Linked DNA regions of Homo sapiens: region 1 is linked to region 2. Evidence: chromatin loops called from intact Hi-C (ENCODE). Cell type or tissue: endothelial cell of umbilical vein. All regions are shown on one strand. Each heading gives the region's core, and the rest is flanking DNA. Links, peaks and the distances in the headings are about the cores only.

Region 1 (10,832 bases), core at 2,626-7,625, 76 kb before region 2:
CGAAGTCAGTTTTTTAAATGATGTGAAGGCTGACTTTGCATGCGAATGAGAAATTGTGGGCAGGATGCCTGGCAAAGGAGGCCAGGCAGGGAGGTGTCACCACTGGCTTGGTTGCCTGGTCCTGTGAAACACCTCTGTCCATAAGTAAGCTCTTGGGTATCTGACACCCTCCGGAAATACCCCTAAACTCTAGGACCTCAGCAAGGAGGAACTTACAGAGCCCAGTTGGCTCTGCAAGAAGTCAACCATCTCCTAGTTCTGCTCTAACTTTAGGTACTGGTTCTAGCAATGTAACTGAGTCCTAATATTACTCCTCTGACCTTAGATTTCCCCTGATATTCCAGTTCTTCTTCCAAGATTGAGTGCTGGCCAGGGCCCTATCCCTTCAAACAGGGACAGGGATCCTACTCTTGACCGTCAGCTCTGTGGCTGGGACCTTGCTAATTCATGCCAGAATTTTCTGATGCCACCAGTGGTTTGCCACAAAATTCTGTGTTATTGTATTCTTCCTAATTTCCTGAACCTACACCTCTTGATGACTGGTTTAGGTAACCGCCCATCACCTGTCTCTTCCTTACACTCACTAGAGCTGTGTTTAGCCAGCCTGCCTGAAAGCCCATTCCAATTTGGTTCAGCACCATGGACCAGGAGTAGTTATAGGTCCTGGACCCCCTAGAAGTTTTTTTGCCAGTGCGTATCAAGTGTCAATTTTGACATGGGCCCCTACCCAAGTCTGTCACTAGTTATATGACTCTGGATAAATATCATAACCGAGAAGCCACACCCCATGTTACCTATAGGGACCAGGTGATAAGATAGATCAGTCCAACTGGCTGGGGATCTGGGTGCAATGGCTCACACCGGTAGTCCCACATACTCTGGAGGCAGAGGTGGGAGGATCACTTGAGCACAGGAGTTCAAGGCTGCAGTGAGCTATGATCACATCACTGCACTCCAGCCTGGGCCATAGATCAAGACCCTGTCTCTAAAATAAAAAACAAATGAATAAAATAAAAAATAAAAACCAAACTGGCTGGGTATGGGACACAATAAACTAGATTGTCATCTTCATTAAGCCCTGGATGGTTATTGTGATGCCAGACTATGGGCCTCTTGTTGCCAGGTCTCCAGATTTTCAAAAGAAGTTAGAAAACCAGGTGCACATGTGTGTGTGCATGTGTGCATGCATGCCATCTTCTGGTTTTTCAGTCTTCACAATGAATTCATACTCTAACTGAGACTGTGCAGGCCAAGTTTGGCCTTTGAGTTGCCAGTCTGCAAGTGCTTCATCATGACCTCTCTGTGCCACAGATCCTCCTCTGTGAAAAAGGGGATGCTTTTCTGCATAAAATGTAGGATTCCCTACAGCTCTGACATCTTTGTGATTCAGTGACTCCTTTCCTTGACTTATCTCTAGCCCTTTGGGGACTTCCCTGGCATGGGTGTTCTTTTGGAAATTGGTAATATACTGCCATACTAGGTCAGTCTCCCTTCTCCTCTCTCTGTCCATTCTCCCTGAAGCTCCTGAATGCCTCAGGAAGATTTCTAAAAAGCTGTTCTAGCCGCAGCTTGGTAATGGATACTCTAAAAGTTGTTCTCCATGGCTTGGTAGTCCAGTTTACTTAATGCGCTTGCTTTTTTATGATAAACTTGTGGGTTTGTTCCGGGTGACTCTATTCTATTTCATGGACACAGAATGCATCCTTCTCTCCCCAGCTACATCTCTAATGCTGTCTGTTGAGAGGAAGAGTCTGAACAGCAAAAATCTATCATAGCGACCAGGGAAACCACTAAACATTGTTTTGAGAATTGAGATTACTCACTTTTCTGGGTTCTGGCCTGTGGGATTAAGGCATTGAGCTTTATGGTCACTAGTGTAAAAGAAAAACCTGAGCACACTTCAGAATGAGAGGATGTTAGAATGGAACTCCTCCTGCCTCTGTTTAAATGGAGGGGACGCTATGATAGATGTCAGATACCAAAGTGAGTGAGACAGGCACTCCCTCTCCCAATTAGAACATTTAAGAGGAAATGTCTTCAAGAATCTGTTCCACCGTCCTTGAACTGCACCAAAAGATCAAGATAGACAGAAAGGCTGGGGTGGGGTGGGTGTAGTGGATATTGCTGATACCCCTTCAGAGCACTTTGACCCGTGGCCCTACCCTCTCCCACCCACCAGCTCCTGAGAGTTTGTCTCCTACAATTCTCAGCCACCCCCTTCTCTGGCGAATTGCACATTGTCAGACAACCTTGGCCCGCAAAACTTAATCCTACTAGCAGGAGGAAATAAACTGAATTCCTTGCCCCAAAGTAGGACGGTGTTTGTGATGTGCTTTGGGCTGCAGAATTTTCCCTGTGGGATGAGACTTAAGCTAGTCTCTAGCTGGGGTCTTGCTTGGTCTGCAAGTGCTGGACCCCCGATCCCCACCACCTTTCCCCCCACTTTATCCTTTTCTTCATTCCACTTCTAATGAGAACACTTCCTCAGTAAGTCACTTAAACAAGAATCCTCACTTCAAGCTCTGCTTCTAGGGAGACTGACCTAAGACAGAGGAGGTGCACCTGCTGGAGAGTGGTGGTATACCTTGAAGACAGGGACTTCATGGCAACTACAGGCAGAGCTTTAAGTGCTCCCTGCAACCAAGAGAGAAAAACGGCTAGTCCCTCACTCAGGCTTGAGGAAGGAAAAGTGAACTGTGAATGGTGTCTTGAAGCTCTAGAGGCAACTGCCTCAATGGTGGAACCAGCAGTGTGCTGCTGCCTAGAGATGTGCCTGACTCCATATGGTAGGGAGATAAGGGATCCAGGAGTGTCTCATGGGCCAGTGTGGGCCAAGAAGAGCAGTGTGGGTGTTAAAACATTATTCATGATGCTTGGTAAGATGGTAAGGAAGACTGTATTTAAGGGAGGCCATAGCGACATGGATTGGGACCACAGAAATGGGGTCTTGTAGTGGGGGAGAGAGAATGGACTTGATTTCCCTTCCTTCCTTCCTTCTTTCCTTCCTTCCTTCTTCCTTTCCTTCCTTCCTTCTTCTCTTCCTTCCTTCTTTCCTTCCTTCCTTCATTCTTTCCTTCTTTCCTTCCTCTCTTTCTCTCTTTTTCTCTCTTTCTCCCTTTCTCTTTCTTTCTCCCTTCCTTCCTTTCTCCCTTCTTATCCTCTCTTTTCTTTTTTCTTTTCTATTTTCTTTTCTTTTCTTTTCTTTTCCTTTCCTTTCTTTTCGACAGTCTTGTTCTGTTGCCCAGGCTGGAGGACAGTAGGGAGATCATGACTCACTGAAGCCTCGAACTCCCCGGGCTCAGGTGATTCTCCCACCTCAGCCTCCCGAGTAGCTGGGACTACAGGTGCATGCCACCACTCCTGGCTAACTTTTGTGGAGATGGGGTTTGGCTATATTGCCCAGGCTGATTCCAAACTCCTGGGCTCAAGCAATTCACCTGTCTTAGCCTCCTAAAGTGCTGGGATTACAAGCATGATCCACTGAGCCCAGACTTCGGCTTGACTTTAATTCCAACAAGGACAAGTGGGGATTTATAGCCACGGAGCAGGATAGGAGTCAGTGGATGGAAAGTGACTAAGAGGAGAGATCAGGTTTAAGGGAGATTCTTGCTAGATGGACTCAACAGAATTCTTGCTGAAGGTATACTGGGTGCAGTGGCTCCCACCTATAGTCCCACCTATTTGGGAGGCTGAGGATTGAGGATCACTTGAGGCCAGGAGTTCAAGACTGTATTGTGCCATGATTACACCTATGCATAGCCACTGCATCCCAGCCTGGGCTACATAGAGAGACCCTGTCTTAAAAAAGAAAAAGAAAAAAAAGTATTCTTGCTTAAGGCAGGCCAGGGTAAGATATTGAAGGTGGTCAGATACCCAGTGTGGAGAATTTTCACTAACCTGACTTAGCAGGATTCTTCCTCTAACTGGATTCTACAAAGACAGAGAAGGAAACCCAAGGTCTGGCCTAGTCAGAAAAGACCCAAGGCAGCCTGACTCAAGCTTGGCCAAAGAAGAGAGCCTTTGTCAGGAGCTCTTTTTGTCAACTAGGCTGCCTGGAGGGGCCTATGTATCTTGAGGTGAAGAAAGTGTCACAAATGGCCATTGAAAGAGTTCAGAAAGTGCTACCCCAAAATATGCTACTTTGGCATATTAATTATTTTGAACTAAAGGCAACTGAGAATGAGCCAACAAAGGAAAAGCCCTTTACTTTCCCCTCAGCTGCCTAAACTAAAGCATAAGTTTTCTCATTTAAAGGAATTTTATTTTATTTTTTGAGACAGTCTCACTCTGTTGCCCCGGCGTGATCTCAGCTCACTGCCACCTCTACCTCCCAGGTTCAAGCGATTCTACTGCCTCAGCCTCCCGAGTAGCTGGGATTACAGGTGCGTGCCACCACACCTGGCTACTTTTTGTATTTTTAGTGGAGACAGGGTTTCCTCATGTTGGCCAGGCTGTTCTTGAACTCCTGACCTCAAGTGACCTGCCTGCCTCAGCCTCCCAAAGTGCTGGGATTACAGGCGTGAGCCACCGCGCCCAGCCTAAAGGAATTTTCTAAAGACATTTTTATTACTAAAGATATCTTTTATTACTAAAGATATCAGTACCAGAAAGAGAGCTACTCCTAGACAACTTTTCTCACCTGAGAGACGCTTATCTGCACCACACGACAACCTTTATTCACCATACATTTCCTCTCCTCTTCCCATAATTTGTCTCCACCCATCTTCCCACCCAGAAATTCTAACCCCTATTCCTCTCTGTAGCTCCTGATAATATATGAGTTTCAATCATCTGACCCCTTCCTTGAGTCTTATATTTTTGTGGGTCTCCTGTGTGTGCAGACACAATTCAATTTTTTTTCGCCTGTTATTCTGTCTTATTTCAGTTAAATTCTTGGACCAGTCACAGATTCCAGAAAGGTAGAAGAAAGCATTTTTCCTTCCTTGCACCACCCAAAGGAGAGCATGATCAGCCCAGGTCAAGGGAAGAGCAAGAAACTCTGAAGAACCCATGAAATCTCCCATGAGAAAAGAATCAACTGCTACCCTCTCTTGTTCTCATCCAAGGTTTCCCACTTCAACCATTACCAAGTTCAGCCAAGTAACAGTGTCATATTTTCTTCCTTTTCCTCCCTCTCCCTATTTTGACCCCAGCCAGAGAGAAATCACAGGTGGCACAGGTGAGCTGGGAGAAAAGAGAGAACGGAAGGATCACAAACTCCTTCCACATGCAGGCTTTCGACACAAGCCCAGGCTGGAGAAGAGGTGATGGTTTAGCCCTGATCTCACGTTTGGATTTTTTATTATTATGTGAGACCAACTATATTAACTTTCTAAAATAGGATTGTTTTACAACTAAAAGTGACTAACACTGAGAGTGGCCCAAGACTCTCCATGAACAAGAAAAGTTTGTCTCCACTGATAAGAGTTTAAAATGATGGAGCAAGACAAATATAGTGTTTGGATCACATTCTATGGGTCATGCTTGTACAACATATGGTTACATAAGCACAGAGCAGCAGGGACTTCCCACCGCTTCCCTAAGAGAAGCCCTGTACTGATTCTGTCAGCTGCATTCTCAGCCTTGGCTCCTGGGATAAAAATGTCTATTGGATGAGGATCTGAAACATCAGATTCTGAAACTTTTTGTCTGGGAAAGTGCCAGGTGACTCAGAGCTGCGTAATGTAACGAAATGAGTCAGATCATCTCTCAATGTGCTCTAAATGAATCTGCTGTCTTTAAAATGGTGGCAGCCTTTCTCCATGGTCCTGGTTGGAAATAAGTACGTTCATTTATTCATTCATGTTTGAGCAGCTATCAGGTACTGAAGATTAAAAAAACAATGAAACACAGGCATAAGCTGCAATGATACAATCTGCTTTGTGCTCTTCTTTTAGTGCAGAGGAGGAAATGACTCTAACAGAGATGGTAATTAAAATGAGGCTTGATCAGGAACTGCTAAAATTGGTAGATCTCAACCTCACTGGTGTGTTTGGAATCACCTGAGGTTCCTTGAAAATACCATCTTTTACCCTTGAGAGATTCTGATTCATTGGTTTGGGCTTCTGTTTGGGCATCAAAATTTATTTAAAAAATTCCCCAGATAATTCTAATGTGCAGTCAAGATTGTGAACCCTTGCCTACATAAACATAACAAATCTAAGTACCAAGGTGCCAAGATGATAATAGGTGTATTAACATTTTATTTTTATATGAATTAGACATTTTCAGCTTATGAAATGAAAGCCAGGGATAAATATTTTAATGTGTGCATGAGCCTTTGACAATCTTTTGTATTCCTCTTCAGATATCTAATTTATTAATAAAAGAAACACTAGCACATGTTACCACCTATCAGAGAGCACATTTTTTCCAATGATCTTTATAGATTATCATTTTTCACTTTTCTGTAAAATCTGTTTTTACTAATAGACTCTGGTCTTGAACTAGTCTATAAAAACAAAGTTCATACATTAAAATGTTGAGTAGAATATTAATAAGACATATCTATTAGTTCATAAGAAACAATCTTTTAATTTTTCTTGGAGGTTTCAGTATCTCTGATGCAATAGTAGAGGCTGCCTTAAAAACTAAAATAATATTCATTTCTGCTGGATCTTTGAGTAAAATATAAAAGAAAAAAAGAAAAAAGAAAATCAAATAATAATATACAAGATGCCAAAACTTCAAATTAATTCGCCAGCTTGCTCCTGGGTGTCAGTTATAGAAAGAAAAGATGAAAAAAATTCCAAGATTTTATACAAATTTACTATATGTTTTTGTTTTAAAAATCATATTAGAACTAAAGGTGAAAATTAGTCAGTTGTAACTTCCGGGTCCATCACTAGCCATGTAATTTGTTTTATACTCTGAAGGCAAATGTCCAGTGTGAAATAATACCAGGTACTTACCTCAGGTAACTTCAATTGTTTAAAAACACCCACACCCACACGCACCAATGTCCATGTGGTAGCCACATGTGGGAGTGATTCTTGCCTATTCCATCAGTAACATTTAGAAGGGGTAGAAAATTGATGTTTTTTCCTTTTTATATCATTACGTACATTGTCTTCAAAGTATTTTTTAAGTTCTCTAAATCAATTTTTTCTACCCATCTCTCTCTTTAAAGTGGTCTTTTCTTTCTGATTTTTTGTTTCCCAGTCTCCCTTCCCTCTCCTCCCCTCCCCTCTGCCCCCTTCCTTTTCTCTCTCTCTCTCTCTCTCTTCTTTCTTTCTTTCTTTTGAGACGAGAGTCTCACTCTGTCACCCAGGCTGGAGTGCAGTAGCACCATCTCAGCTCACTGCAACCTCTGCCTCCTGGGTTCAAGCGATTCTCATGCCTCAGCCTCCCGAGTAGCTGGGACCACAGGCGTGCACTACCACGCCTGGCTAATTTTTGTATTTTTAGTAGAGATGGGGTTTCACCATGTTGGCCATGCTGGTGTTGAACTCCTGACCTCAGATGATCTGCCCACCTCGGCCTCCCAAAGGGCTGGGATTACAGGTGTGAGCCACTGTACCTAGCTCCCAGTCTTTCTTTCTATTAATCAAACTGTATTCTCAGTGATAATAGTGGCCCCTCCACTCACTTAGTCCAATCTTTCATTCATTAATCCACTATTTGTGATATGACAATTAATTCTATTATAATCAAATGTCCTGCTGCAGATAATGGCTTGTGACATCAAAATTTTGGAAAGAAAAGACTTGTTGATTTCTTTACTGATAGATTGAGTATCTTGCTTCATATTCCAACTCTCTTTGAGCAGAGTTTAATCAACAGGGCAACTTCTTGGTATATAACAAAACCCGACGCTAGTGTCCCTGGGCAGTCTCTCTTACCTGCCACCTTCTCTTCACCCCCACTTCTCACTAGTCCCTTTCACCAGGTGGCTGGGAACCTGTGATAAACCAGAGTAAAATGCTTAACTACATTAGGAGGTTGAAGAATCTGCATCATAAACTGTTCTGTTTTCAGCAGGTATTTCTTTTTAAAATTCTTTCCGCCATTCTTTTTTGCCTTCCCCTCTTTACTCCCATTGTCTTATTCTTCTATGTATGTTTTTTTTGTTTGTTTTCTTCCTTCCTCTTTCATCCATCTCCTGTACCAACCTATGTCACAGCCAGAGATCTTCGGGCATTATTGACCGTCACCAGTAGCCCCAATGCCTTCTGAGAAGTCCCTCGCCTGTCAGTTCTTTCAGCACAAATTAATGGAGGGCTGAGACACTTAAAGATGTAAGTCCTGAAAGTCACAGGGGTGCCAGGGGGAAGCTATGCTCTGTGAAATGTGACCACAAAAGGATGCAATGGATTTTCGTCACAGTCGTTTCTGAGACTGTTTCAAAAGTGAATATCCCAGGATGTTTGAGGTATTGGTATAAAAGCTGGAGCCCCTCAAGGCCACTATTTTGAAATAAACAGTACTAATTTGCATGTGTGTCAGAAGGAAAAGAATTAATGTGTGGAGGTTCCCTGTCATTCCCTTTCTTCTTGTGCCAAAGAGAATTCTGAGTTGTTCTATTTGGCTTTCTGCCCCATCCCCAAGGTAGATCTTAGATCTTTTTGATGGAGAACAGGGAGATAAGGGGAAAGAGAAGAGAAACACTACCTCAGAGAAGAGTTTTCCTAGAAATTGATAAGATGTGAAGCAGTAGCTGCTGCAATGAGGGAGGAAGTACAGGAGAGGGGAGGAGGATGACGATGGGCAATGTTCATATCTCCCTTTGTGGTCTTGGTATCTCCTTCAAAGTATTCAGGAAATGCAAGTAAAGAATGTAAATTATTAAAAAATTTCTTTGACTGTGACACTGCCCTGAGGCTGAGCAGAGAGATGGCTCCATAAATTGAATAGATCTTTGCTAAACCAACTAAATAACCCTGATTTCTACTCTGGTTGATGAAATCCAGTCTTGTTCCATTATCATTACACCTTGTATATAACATGGGTGACACAAGCCACAGCTCATCAGACCAAGGACAGACATTTACAGGTCTTTGGTTGATTCTTGTCCTTGAAGTCTTCAGGACATGGGGTGCTCCTTGCTATTTCTTACTTGCCACAAGTGGAAATGGTTTCTTAATAATTATTCCAGAAAATTCTCACAATCCCATAAAGGAAGAGTAATACTGATACAATTTCACTCATCTATCACCATTATGTATGCTAAAAAATAAAAGAAAGAAAGTTTTAAACCATGACTGTCACAAACCTCTTTTGTCATTAAAAAAGCACTGTTATGAAAATCAACATTGTATATCATGTTCTTCAGTCCAGTGCTTTGTCACTGAAAGGCAGTTGCCAGCCTGGGCAACACAGCAAGACCCCATCTCTGCAAAAAATATAAAAACTAGGCAGGCTTGGGAGGCTGAGGTTTGAGGATCACTTGAGCCCAGCAAATTGAGGCTCAGTTAGCTATGATTGTGCCTGTGATTGTGACTGGGCGACACACAAGCCTGGGCAACACAGCAAGACCCTGTCCCTGTCTCAAAAAAAGAAAAAAGAAAAGAAAGGCAGTTGCCAAAATATTTACCATAGTGTGGCAATAAAATAATCCAAGTGTTCTCTACCATGGGAGTGAGTTGGTAAGATATCTAATACTGGTAAAGTAGATTCCAGATTGTCCCTAACGAGTGTCCTCCCCCTCCTCACCTCTGTCTCCCCAGTTTTCAGGCAAGTCTGGAGGCCTAGTGGGGTCTAGTTTTATAAGTGACCAAGGAACTCCCAAGGTAGAAAGAACTCATCCTAAGGCACCAAAGAAGCAGACAAGTTGGATTTAAGGACAACAGCAAGTCAGAGGGGAGGGGTGATTCTGAGTCTCACACAGGATCTGTCATTTAGATTTTACTTTAGATTCCTATCTGAGCCCTAGAGTAAGAGAAGATTGAAAAAAAAAGTGAGTAATCCACTAAAAGAGCTTTTGAGCAGATGCAGCATCCTCATGCAGTTTCTGTTGTTTTGGGCACAGCAGGAGGCAGCACCTTTAGCTCACACAACAGGGTCCTTGACATCTGGCACCGCTGTAGGCTTTGTTGGAGACCAGGAGCACTGCTAATACCTTTGTCTTTTTGGTGGAGGCAGCAAAGAGAGGACACATCACACAGCAAGCCCCTGGAAAAGGAGGAGGAAATGGCCGGGCGCAGTGTTTCACACCTGTAATCCCAGCACTTTGGGAGGCCGAGGTAGGCAGATCACCTGAGGTCAGGAGTTCAAGACCAGCCTGGCCAACATGGCAAAACCCCATCTCTACTAAAAAATGCAAAAATTAGCTGGGCGTGGTGGCAGGCTCCTATAATCCCAGCTAGTCGGGAGGCTGAGGCAGGAAGAATTGCTGAACCTGGGAGGTGGAGGTTACAGTAAGCCAAGATCGCGCCACTGCGCTCCAGACAGAGCGAGACTCCATCTCAAAAAACAAACAAACAAACAAAAACCCTGGAGGAAATGATGGATGAGTTGAGAAGCAGAAGGAACAATTCCCCTCAGACAGACACTTCAAAAACCTTGGAATCACCCTGGACCCTCCTTCTCTTGCACCCCATACCCAACTCACCAGTACACCCTGATAGATTTCCTTTAAAACATACTCAGAATCTGACCACTTCTCAATACCCTGCTGTACTGGACCACCCTTGATAAAGGCACCATCATCTCATTGAACTGTTGTAGCAACCTCCTAACTGGTCTCCCTGCTCCCACCCTCACCCCACTCTAGTTTATTCTCGCACAGTAGTCAGAGTGATTCTATTGAAACAGAAGTCAGTCCAAGTCACTCATCTACTCAAAACACTCCAATGGATTTCCATCTCACTCTCAAGGAAAGGCAAATTCACGAA
Region 2 (10,832 bases), core at 3,474-8,473:
GTATATTTTTCACTCAAGATTTTTAATATTGAAACATGTTACATATACATCTAGCCTGTCAGTTTAATGATGGTATTCCATTATATGACATCACAGTTTACTGATTGATTCTTATAGCATGAAGCATTGTCTTTAATAGCAAAGAACTGAAAAAAGCATGTCTGCAAACAAAGATTAATGAATAAATAATGATATATCTATATCAGAATATATGCAGCTATTATAAAGAATGAGGGAAAGGCATTAACTTGGAAAGATGTCCATAATAAATTGCTAAGTATATATTTTTTTGTTAAAAAATCTAAAAAACAGAACCTATATTATATACTGTATATGCATATGAGTTCATATAAACATGGAAAAACATTCCCAATGGACAGCCAGTAAAGTGAATACTAACAGATTTACATGGCAGTGGATCTGGATGTGAGAGGAGGAGACCATACCGTGTTACTCTGTATACTTCTCTATCAGCAGTCCCCAACCTTTTTGGCACTAGGGACCAGTTTCGTGGAAGACAGTTTTTCCATGGGGAGGGGGCAGTTTGGGGATGAAACTTCCACCTCAGATCTTCAGGCATTGGTTAGATTCTCATAAGGAAAAGTACAAAAATTAGCCGGGTGTGGTGGTAGGTGCCTGTAATCCCAGCTACACAGGAGGCTGAGGCAGGAGAATCACTTAAACCCAGGTGGCAGAGGTTGCAGCGAGCCGAGATCGTGCCATTGCGTCCAGCCTGGGAGACAAGAGTGAGACTCCATCTCAAAAAACAAAAAAGGTTCTCATAAGGAGCGCAACCTAGATCACTCATATGCACAGTTCACAACAAGGCTTGTGCTCCTATGAGAATTAAATGCCACTGCTGATCTGACAGGAGGTGGAGCTCAGAAGGTAATGCTTGCTTGCCTACTGCTCACCTCTTGCTGTTCACTTCCTGCTGTGTGGCTGGTTCCTAACAGGCCATGCACTGGTACCAGTCCATAGCCTGGGGGTTGGGGACCCCGTTCTATATTGTTCAATTTAACATGTATTACTTTTATAGTTTAAAACAGCAATAATAATAAAGCATTAAATTAAAAAAATCGTGAACAATTTTTGCTTCAGATTCTTCTTTGTAGATGATTGGTCTTAACACAGCATCTCCCAAACATTCCTTCCTTCCCATGCCCACAAAAGTTCCAAGCTAATTCCCCATTCTTGTGCCAGATAATAAACTAATTTACACGAATGTGCGAATGGTTGATGTCATCTTCACTGTTACTCTTCACAGGGACATTTGAATATTTTGAACTGCTGTTGACAGGATGTAAGCTGTAACTTCCTTCATCTGAATCCTTCTCTAATTTCAGACAGAGTTGAGAGACTGTGGGAGCAGCTTTAGGGAAAGGAGTCCTTCTGGTAGCCCTCACTCTTGGACACATCACTGAACGCATACTCCAAGTACATGTGTCCAGCATCCATCAGGGGAAAGAGTCCCTGTACAGTTCCTTATGATTACAATTTCAGGGGTCCCTGTTTCTTTCCATGTTGAAAAATTAAAAGGAGTTTCTACAGGTGCATCATCCTGTTCCAATGGAATCATCCAAACAGATTCTAGGAGGACATATTTCATTTTCTGGGCAGCAAAGGCGGGAAGAGGATTTCATTTCTGTTTTCTTCCCCCTCACTACACATAAAGTTCCTGAATCTACAGAGAAATCGATGATTGCATTTTTACATTTCTCCTAGTGGACGGGCCACCCGGATTTATTCTGTGAAAATAGAACTGCTTGGACCATTCTCAACAAGCTGGGGCAAAGTGTCTATTAATAATGTTGGCAATATCTCCTAAGCTGATGTTCATGTCAGTGCTAATCCCCCTGAAAAGGCCCTGACATCCCAGGTCCTGCTTCTGATGGTAATAGTAGTTACAGGCATGCATTGAGGCAATTGCACATTCACAATGCCCAAGAACTGCTCCTGGAAATGTTTCTGTTGATAGGTTGGTGTTTTTCAGCAGACTCATTTGGGTACTTTGAGTTGTGGTGAAGATGTGTGAAAATGATTTCATCTACATTTCAGGGTTACTTTAAATTCTGGGGGGAAGTGCCGCCAGCAAGATTCTCGTCCCCACCTCACCCTACTGAGACCCTCACTTAAGGTCAAGAAGGCATCTGGTTGGCCCGAGCTGGATCCAGGGATTTGTTCTTATTTCTCTTGAGCTCAGTGCTGTCTTTGGCTCCTCACTGAATGTTGCTGCTTCGTGGATGTCCCCACAACAGAAACCCATTTAACAAAAAGAGAGAGCCAAGAATATGAGGGTCATCACAGCACTCTTCACCTATATCCTTTAGAACAGTGTTCTCATCTAGAGCCAATTTTGTCCCCCAGAGAACATTTCGCAATGTCTGGAGACATTTTTGGTCATCAGCACTGGGAGGTGGAGGAGCAGATGCTGCTGATATTTAGTAAATAGAGGTCAGGAATGCTGCTAAACATCCTACAATGTGAGGACAGCTCCCCACAACCAAGAACTATCCAGCCCCAAATATCAATGATGACAAAATCAAGACACTCTGCTTTGAATCAGTCTATTGCTGGGGTGTAAGTCAAGTCTCCAGGGGGACTAGAGATTTTCATGTACTTTACTCTCCATTCCAGAAACTAAATGGGACTGAGTGTCTCTTGAGTTCTGTGATACCAAATTAGCATTAGAATAAAATCTTTCACAAGCATTAGATACATCACCTTCAGAGAATATAAATGAGACATTTCTGAATCTGAATAAAGACATCTCTTTTGGTGTTATTGCAGCATTGGACTAAACAAGGTAGAACCGTGTCACAACTCCTCTCAAGGGTTATTACCTCCTTTCAAGGAGTAATCTGTGGGCCACTTGAATTAGAGTCGCCTGGAAAGCTTATTAAAAATGCTGACTCCTGAGCCCCATCCTCTGCCTACTATATCAGAATCTGAGAGTTCTACATTCTCTCCGCCCTCACCTCATCAGCCTCCACCACATAGGAATGACCAAATGCCTATGTGGTTCTTAGAACACTGCCTGACATCCAACAAATGTTAATGATTAATATTATTTACCATGATCATTGTTGGAGTATAACAAAAAATAAATATGTGGTCTTTATTCCTTCCTAAAACCCTTGGCATTTACTGTTGCTTGTATGCTACTTAGATGACTGTGGAGGCAACCTAGTTAGCTTCAGTATTGGGGCTGGTTGCCAGAAAAACTTTCTGATTAGAAGGTTAGAACTTTTAGCCCCATCCCCTGTCACACCTCTACACACAGGAAAGGGGTTGGAAATTGAGTGCAATTATCAACAGTCAATGATTTAATCAACTATGCCTACATGATGTGTGGTGGACATGGAAGGTATGAGCCTGCCCAGAAAAGACATGGACTCTCAGCATCCCAAGCCTCTATACCTTGCCCTAATGATCATCTCTCTCATTTGGCTTTTCCTGAATTGTACCCTTTATAAGTAAAGCATTTTCCTGAGTTCTCTGAGTCACTCTAGCGAATTATCAAACCCCAGTTGGTGGGGGGGAGTGTCATAGGAATCCCCAAACCAGTAGTCAGTTGGCCAGAAGTGTGGGTAGCCCTGGGACTTCATTTGTGGCTGACATCTAAAATGGGAGTAGGCTTGTGGTCCTGAGCCCTCAACCTATGAGGTCTGTGCTAACTCTGGGCAGTTAGTGTTAGAACTGGATTGAATTGTTGGGCACCAAGTTGGTGCTGGAGAATTGGAGAATTTGTTGTGTTGAAATGACATATTTGTTGTCATAAACACACACACACACACACACACACACATAACTATCTTAGCCTAAGTTACAAAGAAACCATGGGAAGAGAGAATGAATCAGATACCAAGATAATAATACAATAAAATATTTAATAATTTATAATATTAATAAAATCTTAATAGGATAACTTTTCAATAATATCTTCAGCAAGTTAGCATCTGTGTGGTGGCTCACATCTATAATCCCAGCACTTTGGGAGGTCAAGTTGGAAGGACTACTTGAGCCCAGGATTTCAAGACTAGCCTGAGTAGCATAGTAAGATATGCTATCGCGACAAAAAATTAAAAAATAAGCTGTGCATGGTGGTAGATGCCTGTGGACCCAGGCTGAGATCCCAGGTTGAGGATGCAGTGACACTGTCTCAGAAAAAGAAAGAAAAAGAAAGAATTTTCTTTTTTTTTTTTTTTTTTTTTTTGATGGAGTCTTGTTCTGTCATCCAGGCTGGAGTACAGTGGCGCAATCTCGGCTCACTGCAAGCTCCGCCTCCCAGGTTCATGCCATTCTCCCGCCCCGGCCTCCCGAGTAGCTGGGACTACAGGCGCCCACCACCACGCCAGCTAACTTTTTTGTATTTTTAGTAGAGACGGGGTTTCACCGTGTTAGCCAAGACTGTCTCGATCTCCTGACCTCATGATCCGCCCGCCTTGGCCTCCCAAAGTGCTAGGATTACAGGCATGAGACACCGCATCTGGCCCTTTTTTTTTTTCTTTCTAATGAGGTCTCACTATGTTGGCCAGGCTGATCTCAAACTCCTGGGCTCAAGTGATCCTCCCACCTTGGCCTCCCAAAGTGCTGAGATTACAGGTATGAGCCACCATACCCAGCTCACTTTTATTCTAATTTCTGATTCCATATTGATATTGTGCTTAGATATATCAACTGTAGAGACCCTATATTCAAAGCAAGATATTTTTAAAATGTCAGCCTCCCCCAGAATGTTCCAAGATATTAAAAGAGACATTAACTCAGAATCTTTATTTCATCAGGAAAAATTTCTTCTATAAACAGTTAGTAACTCCCAAGGGCTGTCACTGGTACAATACTAAGAATATTGCCTCTGCAGAAATAAATGAATAACACATTTTTAGATGTTGGAATGATGTTATCTGCACATTATCTGTGGGAGGACAGAAGAGTCTCCATAGTCTCTACACATCATTTGCTGCTGCTTCTTTTTTTTTTTCTTTTTTGAGATAGAGTTTCCCTCTTGTCACCCAGGCTGGAGTGCAGCGGCACGATTTCAGCTCACTGCAACCTCCGCCCCCCTGGGTTCAAGTGATTCTCCTGCCTCAGACTCCCAAGTAGCTGGGATTACAGGTTCCCACCACTATACCCAGCTAATTTTTGTATTTTTAGTAGAGATGGGGTTTCACTATGCTGGCCAGGCCGGTCTTGAACTCCTGATCCACCCGCCTCAGCCTCCCAAAGTTCTGGGATTACAGGTGTGAGCCACCGCACCTGGCCATCATTTGCTTCTCAATGGCAGAACAACAATATGTGAACAGCAAGAGAGAAAATGTAAGACTAATTGCTTCAGGAAAGATAACTTTGGTACTGCAATTTAGCCATGAGGGACAAGTCTTAGTGGACAGCTGGTTCTTCATCCATCGGAAGACTGTGGTCATCTGTTCATTCTACTCTTTCTTCTCTGTGGATGAAGTTTTCCGTCATTGTCTTCACACTACCTTGACTTTCTCTGGATTCTATTGACTTAGACAGATTACTGGCTCCTAGTGGACTACTGCATCTGAGCAAATGCTTACTCCCTATTTAATTGTACCTGTCTTTACCTATTTATTCAGAGGAGCCAGCTGCCCTGGACCCCATCCCAATCTCTGTCAAAGGTCACTCTACTTCCCAACCCAATGTATCCCACATTCCTAGAAGACAGAGGCTAGGGAGAGATTAGAAGAGAGAGGTTAGAATGCCAGGATTAAAAGGCAGCTTGTTTTCTTCTTTTTCACATGTCAAACTGTTAAATGCCATTAGGCCAACTCACTTCCCAGCATGTGACAAGGACACTGCTGGCAGGGAACATCTCCTTTCTCTGACCCTCTTTTGCTCTTCTTAATCCTCAAATATTGAAGTTTTTATCTTCAGCAAATGAAGAGGTAATTTAAACTGCTTACAGAGAGAAACCGAATGGGGGAAAGGGTATATGTTGTTAGTAACCCCCCACAGTTTAAGTGTTTTTAATTGTACATATAGGTTTTCTGTTAGAAAATGACTAGAATTTTCTAAGGCAGCACTGCCTAATAGAAATATAGTGTGAGCCACACAATATAATTTTTAAGTTTTTAGTAGTCATTAAAACAAGTAGAAAGATACCAGTGGAATTTTAATAACTGTATTTCTATACTGCTGCTCCTTCTATTGAATCTAACTTAAAATTCCATGTAACCCTCACATGTGGGTATGAAAAACATTAACAGGAAATGCTAATATAGGGAGTCAGTGAAGCTGGGGTAGGAAATTGATGATGTGATACCGGAAGTGATCTGGCAGGGCTTTAAAGTAATGCCAGAGGTCCTTCCAGGCAGTTCTCAACTTGCTCCTTGGCTGTTCTCCTGACACTTAAGTCAGAGCATTCTGTAGCTGTATTTTACAGAACTGTAATTGCACAGATTGTTCCTCTTACAAGAGAAATATCCAGAGCTCTAAGAAAACAACTGATGAAAACGGTATGTACCCATTTAAGAAAATCTGCCCTCGAGATATGATGTTATGATTTATTTGAATCTTACTGTGAATTAAAGCACTATCTCAGAAGGGTTTGCATTTAGATAATGACTGTGATTGTCATTTGGCTGGCTTGAAGAAATTCAAGAAATTTAAGCCATTTTTGAGCAGAGGAGGAATTAATATGGGGGGAAGAGTATCTTTCTGTTTCTCTGTTTGCTCTGATAGGGGCCACACAGGTCGTTGCATAAGGTAAACACTAACTGTGGGGCCCATGTGATTTGTTCAGCTTTAGAAAAATAATAAAGGGGCACAGTGAAGCAGAGGTGTGGTGCTGAGCACAGGTGATGGGGTAGAGGATGACAGAGAACAATATTTCAACAAATTGAATTTAAAGATCTCATTAGCTTTTATTAGCAATTATGAGTTGGTCAGCATCCCATTCATAAAATGGAAAGACATTCCTCCAGGGTTGGCAGAACAGTTGATTTCTGTAAGGTAGCTTAAGCAAGAAGGAAATGGTGTCATGCCAAAAGTGGGTTGGTTAACATCAGATGGCTTCAGTTAACTTTCCTTGTATGGGTTAAAGCAGAGGGCCTTTCATGTTATGTCAGCTCAGGTTGACTTGGTGGCTTTGGATTGGTTGCTGAGAATCTCCTAGATTTTTTTTTTTAACTGGCCCATTTCTAAATTCAGTTTAATTATGTGGAAGCTAGAATTTATTTCATTTTGATTTGGTCCCGGCTGATGGAGCCTAGTGCAGGAATCAGTCCAAAACAGTGGCCTCCCATATTTTTTTTTTTCCTTTTTTTTAGACTGAGTCTCACTCTGTTACCCAGGCTAGAGTGCAGTGGCATGATCTTGGCTCACTGCAATCTTCACCTCCCGGGTTCAAGCAATTCTCCTGCCTCAGCCTCCCAAGTAGCTGGGACTACAGGTTTATACCACCATGCCTGGCTAATTTTTGTATTTTTAGTAGAGATGGGGTTTCACCATGTTGGCCAGGATGGTCTTGAACTTCCCAGCCTCCAGAACTGTGAGCAACAACTTTCCATTGTTTATAAATTACCCAGTATATACTATTTTGTTATAACAGCCCAAATAGACTGAGTCATTCACTATTTTTTTTTTTTTTTGAGACGGAGTCTCGCTCTGCTGCCCAGGCTGGAGTGCAGTGGTGCAATCTTGGCTCACTGCAACTCTGCCTCCTGGGTTCAAGTGATCCTCCTGCCTCAGCCTCATGAGTAGTTGGGACTACAGGTGCCTGCCACCACGTCTGGCTAATTTTTGTATTTTTAGTAGAGATGGGGTTTCACCATGTTGGCCAGGCTGGTCTTGAACTCCTGACCTCAAATGAGCCACCCACCTCAGCCTCCCAAAGTGCTGGGATTACAGGCGTGAGCCAATGTGCTCATCCAGCTTCAATTTCCAACCCCTTTCCCTTGCATAGTGATAGGAGTGGTGGATGGGGCTGAAAGTTCTAACATTCTAATCAAAAAGTGCTGGGATTACAGGCACTTTTTGATTAGAAGTGCCCGGACCCATAAATAGTATTTAACAATGGTAACTATGGTAGGCAAACATCAAAGCACACTGTTGCATTTTTTGGAGATTCTCTAGGTAGGCATCCAACTCTGGGAAAACAGAGGAAGACCATCATCATCAGAAAATAAATGTTCTAAAAAACTGTCTCTGAAAAGTGTTGCTCTTTAGTCCCTTGCTCTCCATGCTGGAGTTAATGAGTGTGAAGTCCTTTGAGAGTTACCTGTGCAGTGGAAATGGAAGGAGGAAAGTGCTCATTTACCTTTAAGGGGACAAAAGTGGAGCTCCACAAACAGATGCAAAGCAGCTGGAAGAGGGGTAGGGAGGAGGACTTTTGTTTAGAGAGTTTCCTTTTTCCAGATCTACTTTAAGTCTTTAATCCATTTGGAGTTGATATTTGTATATGGTATGAGATAAGGATCTAATTTCATTCTTCTGCATGTGGATATGCAGTTTTTCCAGCACTATTTATTGAAGAGACTCTTCTTTCCCTATTGTGTATTCTTGGCACCATTGTTAAAGATCAGTTGACTGTAAATACATGGATTTACTTCTGGGATCTCTGTTTCACTGGTCTACATGTCTGTATTTGTGCCAATACCATGCTATTTGGATTACTATAGCTTTGTAGTGTATTTTGATATCAAATAGTATGATGCTTCCAGCTTTTTTTTTTTTTTCTCTCAATATTGCTTTGGCTACTCAGGGTCATTAAGGATCCCATATGAATTTTAGAATTATTTTTTCTATTTCTGTAAAAAACACTGGAGTTTTGATAGAGATTGCATTGAATCTGTAGATTGCTTTATGTAGATAGTATAAACATTTTAACAATTCTTCCAATCTGTAAACATAGGGTATCTTTCCATTATTGGTGTCTTCGATTTCTTTCATCAGTGTTTTATAATTTTAACTGTACAGATCTTTCATGTCAGTTAAATTTATTCCTAAGTGTTTATTTATATTTTTATTTTTATTTTTATTTTTTTGAGACAGGATCTTGCTCTGTTGCCCAGGCTGGAATGAAGTGGTGCAATCACAGCTCACTGCAGCCTCAATTTCTTGGGCTCAAGCAATCCTCCCACCTCAGCTCCCCAAGAAGCTGTATCTACAAGTGTACACCATCACACCTGGCCAAATTTTAAAATTTTTGTAGAGACAAGGTCTCACTATGTTGCCCAGGCTGGTCTCCTGGGCTCAAGCAATCCTCCTACCTCAGCCTCCCAAAGTGCTGAGATTACAGGTGTGACCCACTCCACCCAGTACTAAGTTTTTTTTTTTTTTTTTTTTTTTTTAATTAAAGCTATTGTAAACGGGATTGTTTTCTTGATTTCATTTTCAGATAGGCTGTTAGTGTATAGAAATGCAGCTAATTTCTTTATGTTGATTTTGTGTCCTGCAACTTTACTAAATTTATGTATTAGTTCTTATAGATTTTTGGTGGAGTCTTTAGGGTTTTCCATATATAAGATCATGTTATCTGCAGAGGCAATTTCACCTTAATGGAAAAGACCAAAGTAATTTTTACTCTTCCTAACCTTTCATAGTAATAAATGACATTTATCGAGAGCCCACCACACAGCAGGCACTGTTCTAAGCACTTCACAGGGATCATCACATCAAATCCCCACAATAACCCTTGCGGTTAGCACTGCCATTATTATCATTTTGGAGATGAGGATTGCCCACCACTCTACCAGCAAGTGGCAGATCTAGAGTAGATAGGAGTGCTGTATTTGGAAGAGCACGTTCCTGGGGTAAGAGTCACAGTCCTGCCTTGTTCCTGACTAGTAAATGAGACTCTGAGGACCTGGATGGCTTCACACAAAAGTACAGAGTAGGCTGAGGGCTGAAATGAAATCATGGTTGAGATATTCTAGACCCCTTTCATCAAGTTCTTAAAAGCCCGTACTCTCCTTAGAATAAAAGGAGTTTAAAGGGAGAAACAAGCAATAGAACTATTTTCTTCCATTTTTCTAAAATTTTATTATTTTCTAGATCAATAGTCTTATACTCTCAACTCTTTTAAGGAAAGAGGTTATAGGATATTTTGTATAGGTCAACAATCTCTTGTCAGAAATGGTTTTGGCTGGATAATTCATAATTTAGAATTTTAGAGATTTTTAGAAAGGTTATACATTCATATATTATATTTTACATAATACCAGCAGTGGAGTCTGCGGATGATATGGACTGAATTGTATCCCCTCAAAATTCATATGTTGAAGCCCTCAACTCCTGTAATGGTTAATTTTATGGGTCAAACTGACTAGGCTACGGGGTGCCCAGATTAAACATTACTTCTGGGTGTGTCTGTGAGAGTGTTTTCAGATGAGATTAGCATTTGAATTGGTGGACTCAGGAAAGTAGATTGCCCTTGTCAATATGGGGAGGCCTCATTCAACCCGTTGAAAGCTTGATAGAACAAAAGCAGAGGAAGGGATTTGTCCCCTTCCTGCCTGCATGCTGGAGCGGGAACGTCGGTCTTCTCCTGCCTTTGGACTGGGATTCACAGGATCATAAGAAATGATACGGATTAAAAATTATTTTTTTTATAAAATTAAATAAAAACCAAACTTTCTCCTGTCATTCGTTTTATTAACATGGATTTTTGTCTAAACAATTTCTGTTTGAGTAAATGTCAACAATCTTTCCATCATCATTGAAAGCATATTACTCCAGGCTAGCTATAAACTACCTCACATTAAGTAACATCACCAGATCATCTGTGGTGTTTTTTTCACCTATATTTATAATATCATCATCATTATCTTCTGTAATCCTCACACTTACTATATTTGCAACATTTC

The links. Hi-C counts contacts between places; a loop is a spot of excess contacts. Peaks named below come from ENCODE experiments on the same cell type or tissue, not always from the same donor. Only the 100,000 strongest peaks of a DNase experiment are listed, where the experiment ranks them.
Region 1: it touches region 2 in a loop (6-fold over the local background); 3 of 110 quality-filtered maps call a loop at or near these places.

Annotation. Positions count from the first base shown.
Region 1 is chr12:76,178,020-76,188,851 of GRCh38, forward strand. No RefSeq gene overlaps it. Among named protein-coding and RNA genes, the nearest start is that of LNCOG, 76 kb to the right of the region's middle. In endothelial cell of umbilical vein, for the core only: no CTCF peak of the experiment used is centred there; a DNase peak (open chromatin) is centred at 5,652; H3K27ac peaks cover 1,242 bases.
Region 2 is chr12:76,253,500-76,264,331 of GRCh38, forward strand. It overlaps LNCOG (lncRNA osteogenesis associated), which reads left to right and starts at 6,384. Exons shown (of 4, transcript NR_146531.1): 1 at 6,384-6,482. In endothelial cell of umbilical vein, for the core only: no CTCF peak of the experiment used is centred there; DNase peaks (open chromatin) are centred at 5,812, 6,282 and 7,002; H3K4me3 peaks cover 361 bases; H3K27ac peaks cover 3,205 bases.